2 separate regions of the Homo sapiens genome follow, and region 1 is linked to region 2. Evidence: read pairs that join two places in POLR2A ChIA-PET (ENCODE). Cell type or tissue: HepG2. All regions are shown on one strand. Each heading gives the region's core, and the rest is flanking DNA. Links, peaks and the distances in the headings are about the cores only. Region 1 holds the start of DYNLL1 (dynein light chain LC8-type 1). Region 2 holds the start of RNU4-2 (RNA, U4 small nuclear 2).

Region 1 (8,331 bases), core at 319-8,318, 200 kb after region 2:
AGAGACGAACAGTTCTTACCTTGTAGAATTGTTATGAGAAGCCAATGAGATAATGTGTCTAAATGTCTGGTACATGGTAAGGTCTCAATATACAGTGGCAATAGCTACTATTTATTATACCGTGGCTAGGTCTCTAGATGCATTATTTAATATAATCCCTGCCACCAACCTATAACGAAGATGTGATCTCCATTTAAAAATCAGGAACCTACGAGGTGGGTGGATCACCTGAAGTCTGGAGTTCGAGACCAGCCTGGCCAACATGGTGAAACCCTGTCTCTACTAAAATACAAAGATTAGCCAGGTGTAGTGGCAAACGCCTGTAATCCCAGCTACTCGGGAGGCTGAGGCAGGAGAATCGCTTGAACCCAGGAGGGTGAAGTTGCAGTGAGCTGAGATCGCACTACTGCACTCCAGCCTGGGTGACAGAGCAAGAGTCCGTCTCAAAAAAAATAAATAAATAAAAATAAAAAATAACAATCAGGAACCTGTGCCTTGGAGAGGTTAACTAACTTGAAGGAGCTCATAGCTTAGGTTGATTCCAAAGCCCGTGCTCTCAGAAACATTAACCCCTAGTTATAATTTCCTGTGGCAAGAATGAAAAATGCAGGTTTTCAGGCTTAGAAGGATTTTTAAGCAAGTTTATCAGGCAGGAGTAGATATAGTAAGTTGCCAAAATGTGTGATGCTACAGAACCCCATATGGGCCACTTCAGGGGGACCTGGTGAAGGAATCTCACATTTATTCTAGGAGTCTGGGTTATTGTAGAAGAGTTTTTTTTTTTAATCCTCCTTAGGTTCTGAATCCCTTTATGAATCTGATGGAAGCTAAGGATCCTCTCTTTGGAAAAATGCCTGTAAGCACTACATACATTTTTGTGCATAATTCCAGAGGGCTTGGAAAACCTTTGCAATCCGGTCGTGGACCCCATTTAAGAACCCTCCTCGAGGGTAGCATTTTCCAAGTGCAGGACACATATCACTCATAGTGTCTGAGATCAGTTTAACAATGCAAAAACAAATGTTTTATATTCTAATATTTATATTTTATAGTTACCTTCTATTTATGGCCAATGAGACTGGCTTTCCATTTATGGTAATGATATAAATTTGTCTTTTAAAAGCATACTTATTAGGCCGGGTGCGATGGCTCACGCCTGTAATCCCAAAACTTAGGGAGGCCAAGGCAGGCGGATCACTTGAGCTCAGGAGTTCAAGACCAGCCTGGCCAACATGGCAAGACCCTGTCTCTACAAAAATAGAAAAATTAGCCGGGCATGGTGGTGTGCACCTGTATCCCAGCTACTCAGGAGGCCAAGGCAGAAGAATCACTTGAACCCAGATCGCGCCACTGCACTCCAGTCTGGGCGACAGAGTGAGACTCCATCTCAAAAAAATAAAATAAAATAAAAAGTATACTTATTTAAAAAATAAAGGGAGTTCAAATAAAATTATTATATAGAATATTATATACAGTATTATTTTTTATTTTTTATTTATTTATTTTTTTTGAGAGAGTCTCGCTCTGTCTCCCAGGCTGGAGTGCAGTGGTGCGATCTCGGCTCACTGCAAGCTCAGCCTCTGGGGTTCACGCCGTTCTCCTGCCTCAGCCTCCCAACTAGCTGGGACTACAGGCGCTCACCACCACGCCCGGCTAATTTTTTTTTTTTTTGTATTTTTAGTAAAGATGGGGTTTCACCATGTTAGCCAGGATGGTCTTGATCTCCTGACCTCGTGATCCGCCTGCCTCGGCCTCCCAAAGTGCTGGGATTACAGGCGTGAGCCACCACACCCGGCCATATAAGGTATTATTAATGAACAATTACATTACTATATTATGATGATAGTATTATTATAGTAAAAATTAAATAAATAATAACAGGGGTAGTGTAGTGTAGATATGGAAAAAAATCATGAGGATGATTTAGGAAATTTCCCTGGGGTTTCTACTTAGTGGAGTCACCGTGGCTTTACTTTAGTGTCATTTGCATTTCCAGGGTCCTCACTTGTTGTCAACCTATTTCTTCCTCAAGAGAGGTACTATAGTAATATTATAACTCCTCAAACCCTGAATCTCATCATTAGAAACATGGAACTGGAAAAAGCTGTTGATTTAATTGATATGCATATGTTGAACCTGAAAAGGTTCTAATTATTGCCATTTTTTTCCTTTTTTTTTTTTTTGAGACGGAGTTGCCCAGGCTGGAGTGCAATGGCGCGATCTCGGCTCACTACAGACTCTGTGTCCCGGGTTCAAGTGATTCTCCTGCCTCAGCCTCCTGAGTAGGTGGGATTACAGGCACGTGCCACCATGCCCAGCTAATTTTGTATTTTTAGTAGAGATGGGGTTTCTCCATGTTGATCAGGCTGGTCTCAAACTCCTTACCTCAGGTCATCCACCCGCCTCGGCCTCCCAAAGTGCTGGGATTATAGGCATGAGCCACCGCACCCGGCCTATTCCCATCTTTTTCTTTCTGGAGTTGTGTGCCTCTGCTCAAATTGTTTTATTTTTATTTTTTGAGATGGGGTTTGGCCATATTGCCCAGGCTGGTCTCCAACTACTGAGCTCAAGCGATCCCCTTGACTCGGCTTCTCAAAGTGCTGGGATTACAGGTGTGAGCCATCATGCCCAGCCACAAATTGTTTTAAGGAGTAATGAGAGTAGATGGTCAGAGGAAAATGTAGAAATGTAAATAGGAAGCTTCCAGATACATGATTAACCTGATAACTTATTTATGGAGGTTCGAAAAATACATTATAGGCATTTCAGAGCTGGTTGTTCAAAACCTTGCTGTGGCCTTTGGGATAGTTGTATAAACTGACAATTATTGATAAGATTCATTGATCATTTACTATGTGCCTCACATTGTGCTGAGAGAACTTCAAATGTTTAATACTGCTAACAAGCGTATGAACTGGTTTCCTTTTACATTTAGTCCTCCTTTACTTAAAGAAGACATTCAAATAGCTAGTAAATGACAGTGCTGGGATTTAAATCCAGATCTGACTTGTCCCTCAACTCCCCCAAGATCTTGCTTTTTTAACCACTTCGTGTCTCCTCCCTAAGCCAGAGGGGACGTCATCTCTCTAACGGCCGCTTTTTCGTCCATTAGAATACCTCCTCCTCAGAGATAAATCCCAACCAAGAATCTCTCCCACACAGGAAAGACTGCCTCACCTGAGCAAGAAGCTTCACCCTGGACAAAAACCCCGGGGCTCAACACTCCCAAATCCACCCGGATCCCCATCCCCAACCCCTTAAAGGATGTCCGCATTGCTTGGCAGAGACCCCACTCTTGGGGATAATCCCTTAATTCGTAAGGAAACACCCTCCCTCCTTGAAGCCCTCCCTCAATCCTGAGGATGCCCTCCCCTAAATATTTCAGAGCAGAACCGACTACAAATGGGGCCCAGTGCAAAATGAAAACGTAAGGGTCCCTCCTGTGAGACTGCACTGCTGGTTTACCCACGAAGCCGGCCCTGCTTCAGAGATACCCTTTCAGTAAAGGGAGAGGCCACCTCTGTCGTAATCCTGCTAACCTGGGGTGCGAGATCATGCGACCTGTCGTGGTGGGGGGGCGGGGGGGTGGGGGCAGGAATGGCCACCAACTTCTAGAGACTGTTGTTCGAGAACACACCCTGGGACAACCTCCGTGAATTTGGAATCACTTCCCTTGGCCCCGGCAGAAGCTCCCTTCCTACCTCTCCAGACAGCTGGGTGGTCCTCGTAACCCGGCCGGGGCTCCACCTTCTGGGTGTGTGGGCCTCGTAGCGTGCGGCCCATTGCCCGGGCAACCGACGCCGTGAGCGGTGCATTGTGGTCTGCAACAAAATGCAGGAGAAAGATCCTGAGGGAACCATGGAGTCAATGGACCAATGGAAGAATGCCGTGGGCTGCGTCAAGCCAATAGGGTCGCGCGGCGAGGGGCGGGGCCGGCGGGAGCAGGGCGGGGCCTGAGCACTAGGCGGCGGCGGCTGGCGTGGGGCTGCTTAGATGCGCCACGGTTTCGGTAGCGACGGTATCTCTAGCCGGGCCTGAGCTGTGCTAGCACCTCCCCCAGGAGACCGTTGCAGTCGGCCAGCCCCCTTCTCCACGGTGAGAAACTCGGGGGGCCAGGGGGTGTCCTCGCTGCCTTATTTCGCCCCACTCCGGACTTAGCCCTCCGCGTAGCCCGCGCTTCCTGAGAAGTGGGGTGGGGGGCGTCGTCCCGTGGTGGCGCCGGCCGGGGTGGGGGCAGTTAGTGCCTGGGGGGCGCGGCCCAACTCAACCCCTTACCCCAGGCCTTGCCCACTAGGTAACCATGTGCGACCGAAAGGCCGTGATCAAAAATGCGGACATGTCGGAAGAGATGCAACAGGACTCGGTGGAGTGCGCTACTCAGGCGCTGGAGAAATACAACATAGAGAAGGACATTGCGGCTCATATCAAGAAGGTGAGGATGGGCGCGGGGGCCGATACGCAGCCGGGAGCAGGGGGTTCCTTCCCCCCGATCCTGCTTTCCTAAGGGCGCCTGACAGGTCCCGGGAATACTGCTGGCGGCTTGGGGCGTAGAAGCTTCCAGAAAGGACGCAGATGCATTTTGCGCTCCTGTGGAGAAGACCAGACCCCCGGCGTCCGAAGTTTTTTTTTTTTTTTTTTTAATTACCCAGCTCCGCGGGGGGAAAGCGCCACCTAGCAACGGTATCTAAGATCAGGGAGCAGCGGTTCCCCCTTCTGTGTGGTTCCTGCGCCGAGGATCCATCTGGGTGTTCCGGAGGGGGGAGCTGCGTGGGTGTTTCCAGCCGGGCCGGGAGGAGATCTTGCCAGCCTTCCAGTGGGGAGTTGAGGGAAGGTGGTGGGTGGTGGCGGGGCTGGGGGCTGGGGTAGGGGCTTGGTAAATGGCAGTCTAGAAAGCCGGCAGGACTGCCAACTTCTCGAGCAGTGTTTGCTGGAAGGGAAGAAAGCTGGCAGCCTAAGCCGTGGGAGGGTTCCAGTCGAGAATGGGAAGATGAAAGACTTCAGATGGAACAGAAATAAATGCCTTTTTTGACAAACGCAGCAGTGCGTGCCTCTAGCTTGCAAGAGCGTTACTCCCCTTCATAGCTTTAAAAGGTTTTCGCACTGCGTGCAGTTAGAGTAGCTAAATCTTGTGTGACGCTCCACAAACACTTGTAAGAATTTTGCAGAGAAAGATAACCGTTGCCACCCAATGCCCCCCACAGGCATTCTACTCCCCAGTACCTCTTAGGGTGGGAGAAATGGTGAAGAGTTGTTCCTACAACTTGCTAACCTAGTGGACAGGGTAGTAGATTAGCATCATCCGGATAGATGTGAAGAGGACGGCTGTTTGGATAATAATTAAGGATAAAATTTGGCCAGTTGACAGATTCTGTTTCCAGCAGTTTTTACAGCAACAGTGGAGTGCTTCAGTATTGTGTTCCTGTAAATTTAATTTTGATCCGCAATCATTTGGTATACAATGCTGTTTGAAGTTTTGTCCTATTGGAAAAGTCTTGTGTTGCAGGGGTGCAGTTAAGATCTTTGTGATGAGGAATGGGATGGGCTAATTTTTTGCCGTTTTCTTGGAATTGGGGGCATGGCAAATACAGTAGGGTAGTTTAGTTCTCTACACAGAACATGATAAACTACACCTGTTGATGTCACCGTCTGTCAATGAATATTATAGAAGGTATGAAGGTGTAATTACCATAATAACAAAACACCCTGTCTTTAGGGCTGACCTTTCGTCCTTTGACCTCCTCAGCCTCCATTCCCATCTTCGCTCAGACTGCAAGTATGTTTGTATTAATGTACTATGTAGGCGGCTTGGAGCTGGGGAACATTCTTTCATTCTAAGAATTTGCAGATGCTGACGTTCCTCCTTTCTGCCCCTACAGGCTCTGGCTTATCCAAGAGGCAAACACTGACCTCTGGTAATTAAAATCCTAGTTCTTTTCTTTTGTCTTTTCCAGGAATTTGACAAGAAGTACAATCCCACCTGGCATTGCATCGTGGGGAGGAACTTCGGTAGTTATGTGACACATGAAACCAAACACTTCATCTACTTCTACCTGGGCCAAGTGGCCATTCTTCTGTTCAAATCTGGTTAAAAGCATGGACTGTGCCACACACCCAGTGATCCATCCAAAAACAAGGACTGCAGCCTAAATTCCAAATACCAGAGACTGAAATTTTCAGCCTTGCTAAGGGAACATCTCGATGTTTGAACCTTTGTTGTGTTTTGTACAGGGCATTCTCTGTACTAGTTTGTCGTGGTTATAAAACAATTAGCAGAATAGCCTACATTTGTATTTATTTTCTATTCCATACTTCTGCCCACGTTGTTTTCTCTCAAAATCCATTCCTTTAAAAAATAAATCTGATGCAGATGTGTATGTGTGTGAATTACAATTTGTTCAAATAACAGCGTTGAAGACGGTCACTTGATCAGATGCCCAGGTTGGTGGGGATGAGTCCATCCTTACAGAAGTTAAGTTTCTGTGGGGTATTTCAGTACTCTTTAGTCACATTCTCTCACCCATCCTGCAACTGTTGTGCATGTTGAGAAATGCAGTGCATGATAAAGAAACATTTAAATTAAATCTTTAGTCCTAATCTGAAAAAAATCAATGTTTAAGGATATTTGTTAAGACATTGCTATAGAATGTTCTGGGCCTTTGGCCTCAGGTTGTGGTGATGGATGTGTATGTAGTAGTACTTGAAGCTTTCTATGGCTATAAAATGGAAATAAGCTCAAAACAAAGTTGGGATAATGAAATGGATTCCAGGACCCTTGTCTAGCCCCCTCCCCTGCCTAGAAAGAAGGTGGCCTTAGGGGAAAGTAAATGTTTCTGAGCAGCAGTTTTCATGCTCTTCTAATAATGTAAATTCCTGCAAAGACTTTATCAGCCTGCTGTGCTGTGCTTTGCTGTGGTCAGGAACAAGTGTGAATTGATACCTTTTCCTGAAAAGACCCAATTAAAGCTGGGGACAAGTAGCTATCAGAGGTTTCCTGCTATCAATTTTAAGAGGACTGCAGTCGTAGAAAAGCAAATATGGCAGACTTGTAGGTGGAAAGGAAATAAGACAGGCTGGAACAACCCACACCCATCTTGGGAAACTGCAAGAAGGGTCCTGACTTGTAGTTAGCCTATGTTTTCCCATGGATCTCTAAGATGCCATTGGGATTTCTAAGCAGCTAGGTGACTGCTACACAGAAGAGGGCGATAGATTGGAATTGATGGGTGATAACTCCCATTGTAAGAGTAGAATTAGGTCAGTAACATATTTGGAAGTTTATTTTTCTTCAGAATGTGTGGTTTTAAGAATCCTAGCAAAGTTGTGCTACTTTAGGATTGGAAGGGTTTCAGGGTAGAGGTGCAAGATTTTGACTTTTTTAAGACAGAGTTTCGCTCTTGTTGCCCAAGCTGGAGTGCAATGGCGTGATCTCAGCTCACTGCAACCTCTGCCTCCTGGGTTCAAGCAAGTCTCCTGCCTCAGCTTCCCAAGTAGCTGGGATTACAGGCATGTGCCACCATGCCCGGCTAATTTTGTATTCTTAGTAGAGATGGGGTTTCACCATATTGGTCAGGCTAGTCTCGAACTCCTGACCTCAGGTAATCTGCCCACTTCTGCCTCCCAAAGTGCTGGGATTACAGGCGTGAGCCACCAAACCTGGCAATTTTGACTATTGTGCCAGTTTTTTCCCTGCTGTCTGCAAAAAAGGATGAGGTACTGTGGAATAAACAGGAGACTGCAACTGGGGTAATTTTATGTTTGTATTTATATAAACAGACCGAAAATGTTCCTTTTTTCTAACTTTCATTTTTTTTGAGACTCCTATTGCCCAGGCTGGAGTGCAGTGGTGTGATCATAGCCCACTGCAACTTCAACCTCCTGGGCCCAAGTGATCCTGCCACCTCAGCCTCCAAAGTAACTGGGACCATAAGTACATGCCACCATGCCTAGCTAACTTTTGAATTTTTTGTAGAGCTGGAGTCTCCCTGTGTTGCCCAGGCTGGTCTTGAATTCCTGGGCTCAAGCAATCCTCCCAAGGTGTTGGGATTACAGGTACGAGCCACCACACCCGGTTTAATTCATATTTTTTCTTTTTTTTTTTTTTTTGAGACGGAGTCTCACTGTCGCCCAGGCTGGAGTACAGTGGCGCGATCTCGGCTCACTGAAAGCTCCGCCTCCCAGGTTCACACCATTCTCCTTCCTCAGCCTCCCGAGTAGCTGGGACTACAGGCACCCACCACCACGCAAGGCTAATTTTTTTTGTACTTTTAGTAGAGACGGTTTCACCATGTTAGCCAGGATGGTCTCGATCTCCTGACCTCGTGATCTGCCCAC
Region 2 (8,331 bases), core at 122-8,121:
AGCATTTTGGGAGGCCGAGGCTAGTGGATCACGAGGTCAGGAGTTCAAGACCAGCCTGGCAAATGTGGCAAAACTCCATCTCTACTAAAAATACAAAAATTAGCTGGGCGTGGTGGCACATGCCTGTAATCCCAGCTATTCAGGAGGCTGAGGCAGGAGAATCGCTTGAACCCAGGAGGCAGAGGTTGCAGTGAGCTGAGATCGCACCATTACACTCCAGCCTGGGCAACAGAGCAAGACTCCGTCTCAAAAAAAAAAAAATATGTATATGTCAAACCTTCTCCAGCTGTCCTCATATGTGATTTGTTGGGCAAATACATTGGTATAGTCTTAGGGGTGCCAGTATAGGGATATCCCTTAAAACGCAAAATAAGCATGGCCTTTGAGGAGGCAATTCTACCTATAGAAATTTTCCCCACGCCCAGATTACCTGAGGCGAGGAGATCGAGACCAGCCTGACCAATATGGTGAAACCCTGTCTCTACTAAAGATACAAAATTAGTCAGGCGTGGTGGCAGGTGCCTGTAGTCCCAGCTATTCGGGAGGCTGAGGCAGGAGAATCGCTTGAACCCGGGTGGCGGAGGTTGCCATCAGCCGAGATCATGCCGCTGTACTCCAGCCTGAGCAACAAGAGCAAAACTTCGTCTCAAAAAAAAAGAAAGAAAGAAAGAAAGAGATTTCTCCCCAGAAATACCCCAAGAGTAAGGAAAGATGACGTAGCATCAAGCGTATTCATTATAGCATTGCTTATGGGAAAAACTGGAAACAACTCACGTGTCCAATAATGGGGGATTGGTTAACCTTGGTAGGTCACATCCATATGGGAAAAGGGGAATTAGGTGCTGGCATGGAAAATGTGTCCACAATGTATTGTACAGCAGAAAGAAAAAGGAAGTAATAGAACTATATGTAGAGTATAATCCAATTTTTTTTTTTTTTTTTGAGATGGAGTCTCGCTCTGTCGCCCAGGCTGGAGTACAGTGGCACGATCTTGTCTCACTGCAAGCTCCGCCACCCAGGTTCATGCCATTCTCCTCCCTCAGCCTCCCAAGTAGCTGGGACTACAGGCGCCCGCCACCACGCCTGGCTAATTTTTTTTGTATTTTTAGTAGAGACAGGGTTTCACCGTGTTAGCCAGGATGGTCTCGATCTCCTGACCTCATGATCCACCTGCCTCGGCCTCCCAAAGTGCTGGGATTACAGGTGTGAGCCACTGCGCCCGGCCAAGTATAATCCAATTTTTGTTAATAATTATGTTGACCTATAAGTAGAACATTTTGGAGGAATAATCTCACGTACCTGTGACTATCTCCTTGGAGTCAAGGTGAGATTATTGTGAGAGCCTTTGTCACTGTTTCATGTGTATATTTGAATTTTATATACAAACATGCAGTAATTTTTGTATTCAGAAAAAAGAATTTAGATTTGAAACAGAAAACAATGATACGTAAAAATCACATGAAGCCCTCTCTCCCCTCCTTGCTTGCAGAATAATAACAAAAAAATGGATCCACTTTAATATGGTTAATTTTATGTTATGTAAATTTTACCTCAATTTTTTTGTTTGGATTTTCCTTGTGGGGGATTTTGAGATAGGGTCTCACTCTGTCACCTGGGCTGGAGTGCGGTGGCGATATCACGGTTCACTGCAGCCTCGACCTCCTAGGCTCAAGCAACCCTCCTGCCTCAGCCTCCTGAGTAGCTAGGATTACAGGCAAACACTAATTTTTTAATTTTTCCAGGCACGATGGCTCATGCCTGTAATCTCAGCACATTGGGAGGCCAAGGCAGGTGGGTGGCTTGAGCCCAGGAGTTTGAGACTAGCTTGAGCAATATGCAAAACCTCCACCCCTACAAAAAATAAAATAAAATTAGCTGAGTGTGGTGGCACGTGCCTATAGTTCCATCTACTCAGGAGGCTGAGGTGAGAGGATCACTTGAGCCTGGGAAGTGGAGATTGCAGTGAGCTGATATTGCATGACTGCACTCCAGCTGGGGTGACGGGGTGAGACCCTGCTCTCTCCAAAAAACAAAAACAAAAAGAACAACAACAAAAACATTCTCATATTTTTTGGTAGAGACAAGTGTCTCATGATGTTGCCCAAGCTGGTCTTGAACTCTTGGACTCAAGAGATCCTCCTGCCTTGGCCTCCCAAAGTGCTGGGATTACAGGCGTGAGCCACCAGGTCCGGCCAAGAACCCATCTCTAATAAAAAATCTGCAATAAACAGTAAGTCGAGTTTTCTTCTAGCGTGTGATGATGCTAATTATACAATGCTACATTTCTTCCCCTGCTGTTCAAGCTGTGGACCCTGGACCAGCACCTGCGAACTTTTAGAAATGCAGAATCTTAGTCTCCATCCCAGGCCTCCTGAATTGGAATCTCTAGGAATGGGGATTCGATCTGTGTCTTAACAAATTCTCAAGGTTATTTTTATGCACGCCAAAATTTAAGAAATTGTTGTAGTTTGATTTTGAAAGGACATGCACTCTTCTTTTCACGTTATTTCTAAGTTTTGGATAACTTTTTTTTTTTTCTTTTTGAGACGGAGTCTCACTCTGTCGCCCAGGCTGGAGGGCAATGGCGCGGTCTTGGCTCACTGCAATCTCCGCCTCCCGGGTTCAAGCGACTCCCCTGCCTCAGCCTCCCGAGTAGCTGGGATTACAGGCGCCCACGACCATGGCTGGCTAATTTTTTTTTTTTTTTTTTTTTTTTGTATTTTTAGTAGAGATAGGGTTTCACCATGTTGGCCAGGCTGGTCTTGAACTCCTGACCTCGTGATCTGCCCGCCCTGGCCTCCCAAAGTGCTGGGATGACAGGCGTGGGCCACCGCTCCCGGCTTCTTCTTCTTTCTTTTTTCTTTTTTTTTGAGACAGAGTCTCACTGTCACCCAGGCTGGAGTGCAGTGGCGCAATTTCAGCTCACTGCTACCTTCGCCTCCACGTCTCCAGTCTGTGAGGTCCTTGAACTGGGGACTGAGTTTAATTTGCCACTGGAGCTGTTTTTCCCAGCACCGTCTTTGACCTTGTAGGTACTGTTGCCACCCTTTTTGCCACCTCTTTTTGCTACAGGCTGGAGGAGTCTTTTATGGGCGGTGTCCTAAGCAGGTCCAGCTGGATCCGCCATGCCCAGAGTTGTGACTCCTGAGGACCTCTGTCCATGGACAGCCCAGGTCTTCGTAAAAAGGTAAGACTGGAAGAGGCTGGTGTAGTGGGAACAAGTACCACACTAGGGGCAAGAGAACCTGATAAGCCCCAGCTCTGCCGAGGACTCCACAGTAGGACCTGAGCAATCTTCTGTGCCTTTTTCCCTCTTGGTCGCTTTAAAAGGAAGAAAACGCGGTGGTTCACACCTGTAATCCCAGCACTTCGGAAGGCCGAGGTAGGCGGATCACCTGAGGTCAGGAGTTTGAAACCAGCCTGGCCAAGAAGGCGAAACCCCGTCTCCACTAAAAATACAAAAATGAGCCGGGCGTGATGTTGGGCTCCCGTAATCCCAGCTACTCCGGAGGCTGAGACAGAGAATCGCTTGAACCCGGAATGTGGAGGTTGCAGTCAGCCGAGATCGCGCCACTGTACCCCAGCCTGGGAAACAGCGAAAACTCCGTCTCAAAAAAAAAAAAAAAAAAAAAAAGGAAGACTTTGGATGTATTAATGTGTTAGTTTTAGAGTTCCCCTTCCCTTTAAGGGAATCTGTGACCTTCAGTGACAAAGGAAGTGGAGTAGCTCACTCGCTGGCTGCATTTGGATAAAAAAGATTAACGATAACTGTCTTAGTTAGAACCCAGTTCCCAACATAGTGTCATACATTTTGGAAAACAACTCACAGTACCCGCACAGAACCCCGGACATTCAATCACGGAATACTCCTGAACAACAACCAAAAAACTATCATAGGAACAGCTCATAACTTATCAAACCAAACATAAGACACAACCTGCTATAATACAACTTCCTAAAACCCTTTTCTTTAGACTTTTAAAAATTCAGTCTCCGTAGAGACTGTCAAAAATTGCCAATGCCGACTATATTTCAAGTCGTCATGGCGGGGTATTGGGAAAAGTTTTCAATTAGCAATAATCGCGCCTCGGATAAACCTCATTGGCTACGATACTGCCACTGCGCAAAGCTGGAAAGGTTCTGTTCGCGCCCCGCTCCCCCACGGATGATGACTACCATTACATTGAGGGTGAGTGCCTGCCCGTGTGTCCGTGTATACGACGTGTTCCCACTCCACCAGCCGTATTTAAGGCCCATCTGCATAGGAGGTTTCTTGTTGTTGGAACATCCCGTGTCAAACATTCAGGTTTTGAAAACCATAAGAATATTCGCTTGGGACGCTGGGGAATCTTATGCAAATCAACGTGACGTCACAGAGATGACTCGGTTGAGACTTGAATTTTGAGCGAGGAGAGTGAGCAGTGGGAAAGCGAGCCTGGAGGGCGCAGACGGACGACTAGCTGTGCTCGAGGGTGCGGAAACAGCAGGGTGGGGGGAGTTGGGAATAATTTTAGGACGTCACTGTGACAAAATCTGAATGGAGAACACGGCTGGGCGCGGTGGCTCACGCCTGTAATCCCAGCACTCTGGGAGGCCGAGGCGGGTGGATCACGAGGTCAGGAGTTCAAGACCAGCCTGGACAAGATGGTGAAACGGGGTCGCTACTAAAAATACAAAAAAATCAGCGGGGTGCGGTGGGCAGGCGCCTGTAATCCCAGCTAGTCGGGAGGCTGAGGCACGAGAATCGCTTGAACCCGGGCGGCAGTTTGCAGCGAGCCGAGATCGCGCCAGTGCACTCCAGCCTGAGCGACAGACTTCGTCTCAAAAAGAAAACAACAGTGCGAGAGAAAGAAAACAGGACAGCCAGCTGGCAAGAAAAGTCAACACCGCCCTGCATTTACCTTAAAAGTAGAGATCACAAAATCAGCAACTCCAACTTTCACAAACGGAAATCGCTAAACAGGGGTTCGGCAAAGTTTGCAGCGAGCCGAGATCACGCCAGTGCACTCCAGCCTGAGCGACAGACTTCGTCTCAAAAAGAAAACAGTGCGAGAAAGAAAACAGGACAGCCAACTGGCAAGAAAAGTCAACACCGCCCTGCTTTTACCTTAAAAGTAGAGATCACAAAATCAGCAACTCCAACTTTCATAAACGCAAATCACTAAAACAGGTAAACTTGCAGGTGCTCTCGCGAATCAGCTGGTAAGACACTTCCCCATCTCTCATTTAGAGAGTTTGCGAACAAGTACTCTTCAACCTCCCAAAACCAAGCACCCCCACACACACAAAAAAAGCCTCTGTTGTTCAACTGCAAGAAAATTCAGTCTCCGTAGAGACTGTCAAAAATTGCCAGTGCCGACTATATTGCAAGTCGTCACGGCGGGGTATTGGGAAAAGTTTTCAATTAGCAATAATCGCGCCTCGGATAGACCTCATTGGCTACGATACTGCCACTGCGCAAAGCTAATTTGTTACGCCCCCTGCTCATCACTCCCAATAAACCAGCTTCCTATTTCGCAAAGGTGAGTTTAGGGCCTATGGAAAAATCTTCACTTATTGCTTGCTTGAAAATTATACAATCATAGAAAGATGTTTGTGACCTGCGTAGGTGGTTTCTGCATATCGTTGCTGATTTCACTTAGCTAGGTTTTTGTTGATATGAAGCAAAGCACTATGGGAGGAACATGCTAATAGACTTAATTCAGAGACTGCGAAGGGCTTTTGAGAGAAAAGGGATCAAAATCAGGGTTCTGTTCACTTGGCTCCAGATTCAGTGTAACAGACTTCTCCAAAGACGATTATTGTTTTGTCTTTTTTCTTTTTCAAACTTTTTTTTAAATTATGCCAAAGTATACATAAAATTTACCATTTTAACCTTAAGTGTAAATTCACTGGCATAGAATATGTTCACATTGTTGTGTAACCATCATCACTACTTACCTCCAGAACTTTATCTTTCATGCCCAAGGGTGGAAACTGAGACTCTGTACCCATTAAACCCTTACTCCCTGTTCCCTTCTCCTCCAGCCCCCGTGGCAACCTCTTTTCTACTTTCTATCTCTATGACTTTGTGAGTACTTTATATATATATAAATGGAATCATACAATATTTGTCCTTGAGGTCAGTCTTATTTCATTCAGAATAATGTTTTTAAGGTTCATCCATGTTGTAGTATATATCAGGAATTCATTAATTTTATGGCTGAATAATATTTCACTGTATGAGATGTTATCTTTTTTTTTTTTTGAGATGGAGTTTTTGCTCTTGTTGCCCAGGCTGGAGTGCAGTGGCATGATCTCGGCTCATTGCAACCACTGCCTCCCGGATTCAAGCGATTCTCCTGCCTCCATCTCTCAAGTAGCTGGGATTACAGATGCATGCCACCACTCTTTGTATTTTTAGTAGAGACAGGATTTCACCATGTTGGCCAGGCTGGTCTCAAACTCCTGACCTCACGTGATCTGCCTGCCTCGGCCTCCCAAAGTGCTGGAATTACAGGTGTGAGCCACTTCACCCAGCCCATTTATTCTTGTCTATTTTTTTTTTTGAGACGAAGTTTTGCTTTTGTTGCCCAGGCTGGAGCGCAATGGCGAGATCAACCTCCGCCTCCCAGGTTCAAGCGATTCTCCTGCCTCAGCCTCCCGAGGAGCTGGGATTATTTTTAGTAGACACGGGGTTTCACCATGTTGGTCAGGCTGGTCTTGAACTCCTGGCCTCAGGTGATCCACCCGCCTTGGTTTCCCAAAGTGCTGGGATTACAGCCGTGAGCCACCGCGCCCGGTCCCATTCATTCTTTTTTGAGACAGCTTTTGGCTCTGTCGCCCAGGCTGGAATGCAGTGGCGCGATCTCAGCTCACTTCAACCTCTGCTTCCAGGCCTCAAGTGATCCTCCTCCCACTTCAGCTGGATACTTTCTGTATTTTTCGTACAGACAGGATCTCACCATGTTGCCCAGGCTGGTCTCGAACTCCTGGGCCCAAGTGATCCTCCCATCTTGGCCTCCCAAAGTGCTGGGACTATAGGCATGAGCTGCCGCCCGGACCAACTGTTTATCCTTTTTTTTTTTTTTTTTGAGGGGGAGTCTCGCTCTGTTGCCCAAGCTGGAGTACATAGACTCAATCTCAGCCCATGCAACCTCCGCCTCTGGGGTTCAAGCAGTTCTCCTGTCTCAGCCTCCCGAGTAACTAACTGGGATTACAGGTGCGTGCCACCAATCCTGGCTAATTTTTGTATTTTTAGTAGAGACAGGGTTTCACCATGTTGGCCAGGCTGGTCTCAAGCTCCTGACCTCAAGTGATCCTCCTGCCTCAGCCTCCCAAAGTGCTGAGCCACGGCGCCCGGCCTATCCATTTATTTTTAGATGGTCATTGCTGGTTTCCACCTTTTGTCTATGGGAATAATGCTGCTATTGGTGTGCAAATATCAGCTTAAGTTTCTGTTTTCCTTTTTTTTTTTTTTGAGACTGAGTTTCGCTCTTGTTGCGCAGTCTGGACTGCAAAGGCGCAATCTCAGCTCACCACAACCTCTGCCTCCTGGGTTCAGGTGATTCTCCTGCCTCAGCCTCCCAAGTAGCTGGGATGACAGGTATGCGCCACCATGCCTGGCTAATTTTATATATATATATGTATAAATATATATATAGATAATTTTTTTTTTTTTTTTTTTTTTAGTAGAGACGGGGTTTCTCCATGTTGGTCAGGCTGGTCTTGAACTCCTGACCTCAAGTGATCTGCCTGCCTCGGCCTCCCAAAGTGCTGGGATTACAGGTGTGAGCCACCGCGCCTGGCCCCTGTTTTCTATTCTTTGGTGTACATACCTAGAAGTAAAATTGCTGGATCATATGTTAATTCAAAAGGGTTTGGACACCTTAATTCAAAAAGAGGCTCAAATAATAAGGATTTATTTCCACAGAATGTTCACAGTTTCTAAAATTTGAAGCAACTTTCACCCTCACTGCCTGTTTTCCTTCAGGATGTAGAAAGCTATTAGAAACCTACATCTGGTCTAGGTGTGGTGGCTCGAGCGTGTAATCCCAACGCTTTGGGAGGCCAAGGCAGGTGGATCACCTGAGGTCAGGAGTTCAAGATCAGCCTGGTAACATGGCGACATCCCTGTAAATACAAAATACAAAAATACAAAATTACAAAAATACAAAATACAAAAATTAACGGGGCGTGGTGGCGCTTGCCTGTAATCCCAGCTACTAGGGGGGCTGAGGCAGGAGGATCGCTTGAACCTGGGAGGTAGAGGTTGCCATGAGCTGAGATCATGCCACTGTAATCCAGCCTGGGTGACAAAGCGAGACTCCGTCTCAAAAAAAAAAAAAAAAA

What was found. Peaks named below come from ENCODE experiments on the same cell type or tissue, not always from the same donor. Only the 100,000 strongest peaks of a DNase experiment are listed, where the experiment ranks them.
Region 1: POLR2A ChIA-PET joins it to region 2 with 12 read pairs; 16 of 35 experiments call an interaction of 5 or more read pairs at or near these places.

Annotation. Positions count from the first base shown.
Region 1 is chr12:120,492,122-120,500,452 of GRCh38, forward strand. DYNLL1 (dynein light chain LC8-type 1) reads left to right here and starts at 3,992. Exons shown (of 3, transcript NM_003746.3): 1 at 3,992-4,095; 2 at 4,295-4,432; 3 at 5,952-6,372. The coding sequence starts at 4,301. The coding sequence ends at 6,089. NRAV (negative regulator of antiviral response) reads right to left here and starts at 3,825. Exons shown (of 2, transcript NR_038854.1): 1 at 3,702-3,825. RefSeq lists silencers at 3,536-3,585, 3,876-4,395 and an enhancer at 3,650-4,316. In HepG2, for the core only: a CTCF peak has its summit at 4,682 (motif pointing left); a DNase peak (open chromatin) is centred at 3,850; H3K4me3 peaks cover 3,136 bases.
Region 2 is chr12:120,287,773-120,296,103 of GRCh38, forward strand. RNU4-2 (RNA, U4 small nuclear 2) reads right to left here and starts at 4,131; the gene lies at 3,987-4,131. It overlaps RNU4-1 (RNA, U4 small nuclear 1), which reads right to left and starts at 5,465; the gene lies at 5,321-5,465. It also overlaps a transcript of SIRT4 not described here. RefSeq lists enhancers at 2,141-3,133, 3,134-4,125, 5,118-6,109 and silencers at 2,934-3,228, 3,966-4,165, 5,346-5,455. In HepG2, for the core only: a CTCF peak has its summit at 5,356; DNase peaks (open chromatin) are centred at 3,009, 3,949, 4,379 and 5,319; H3K4me3 peaks cover 2,727 bases.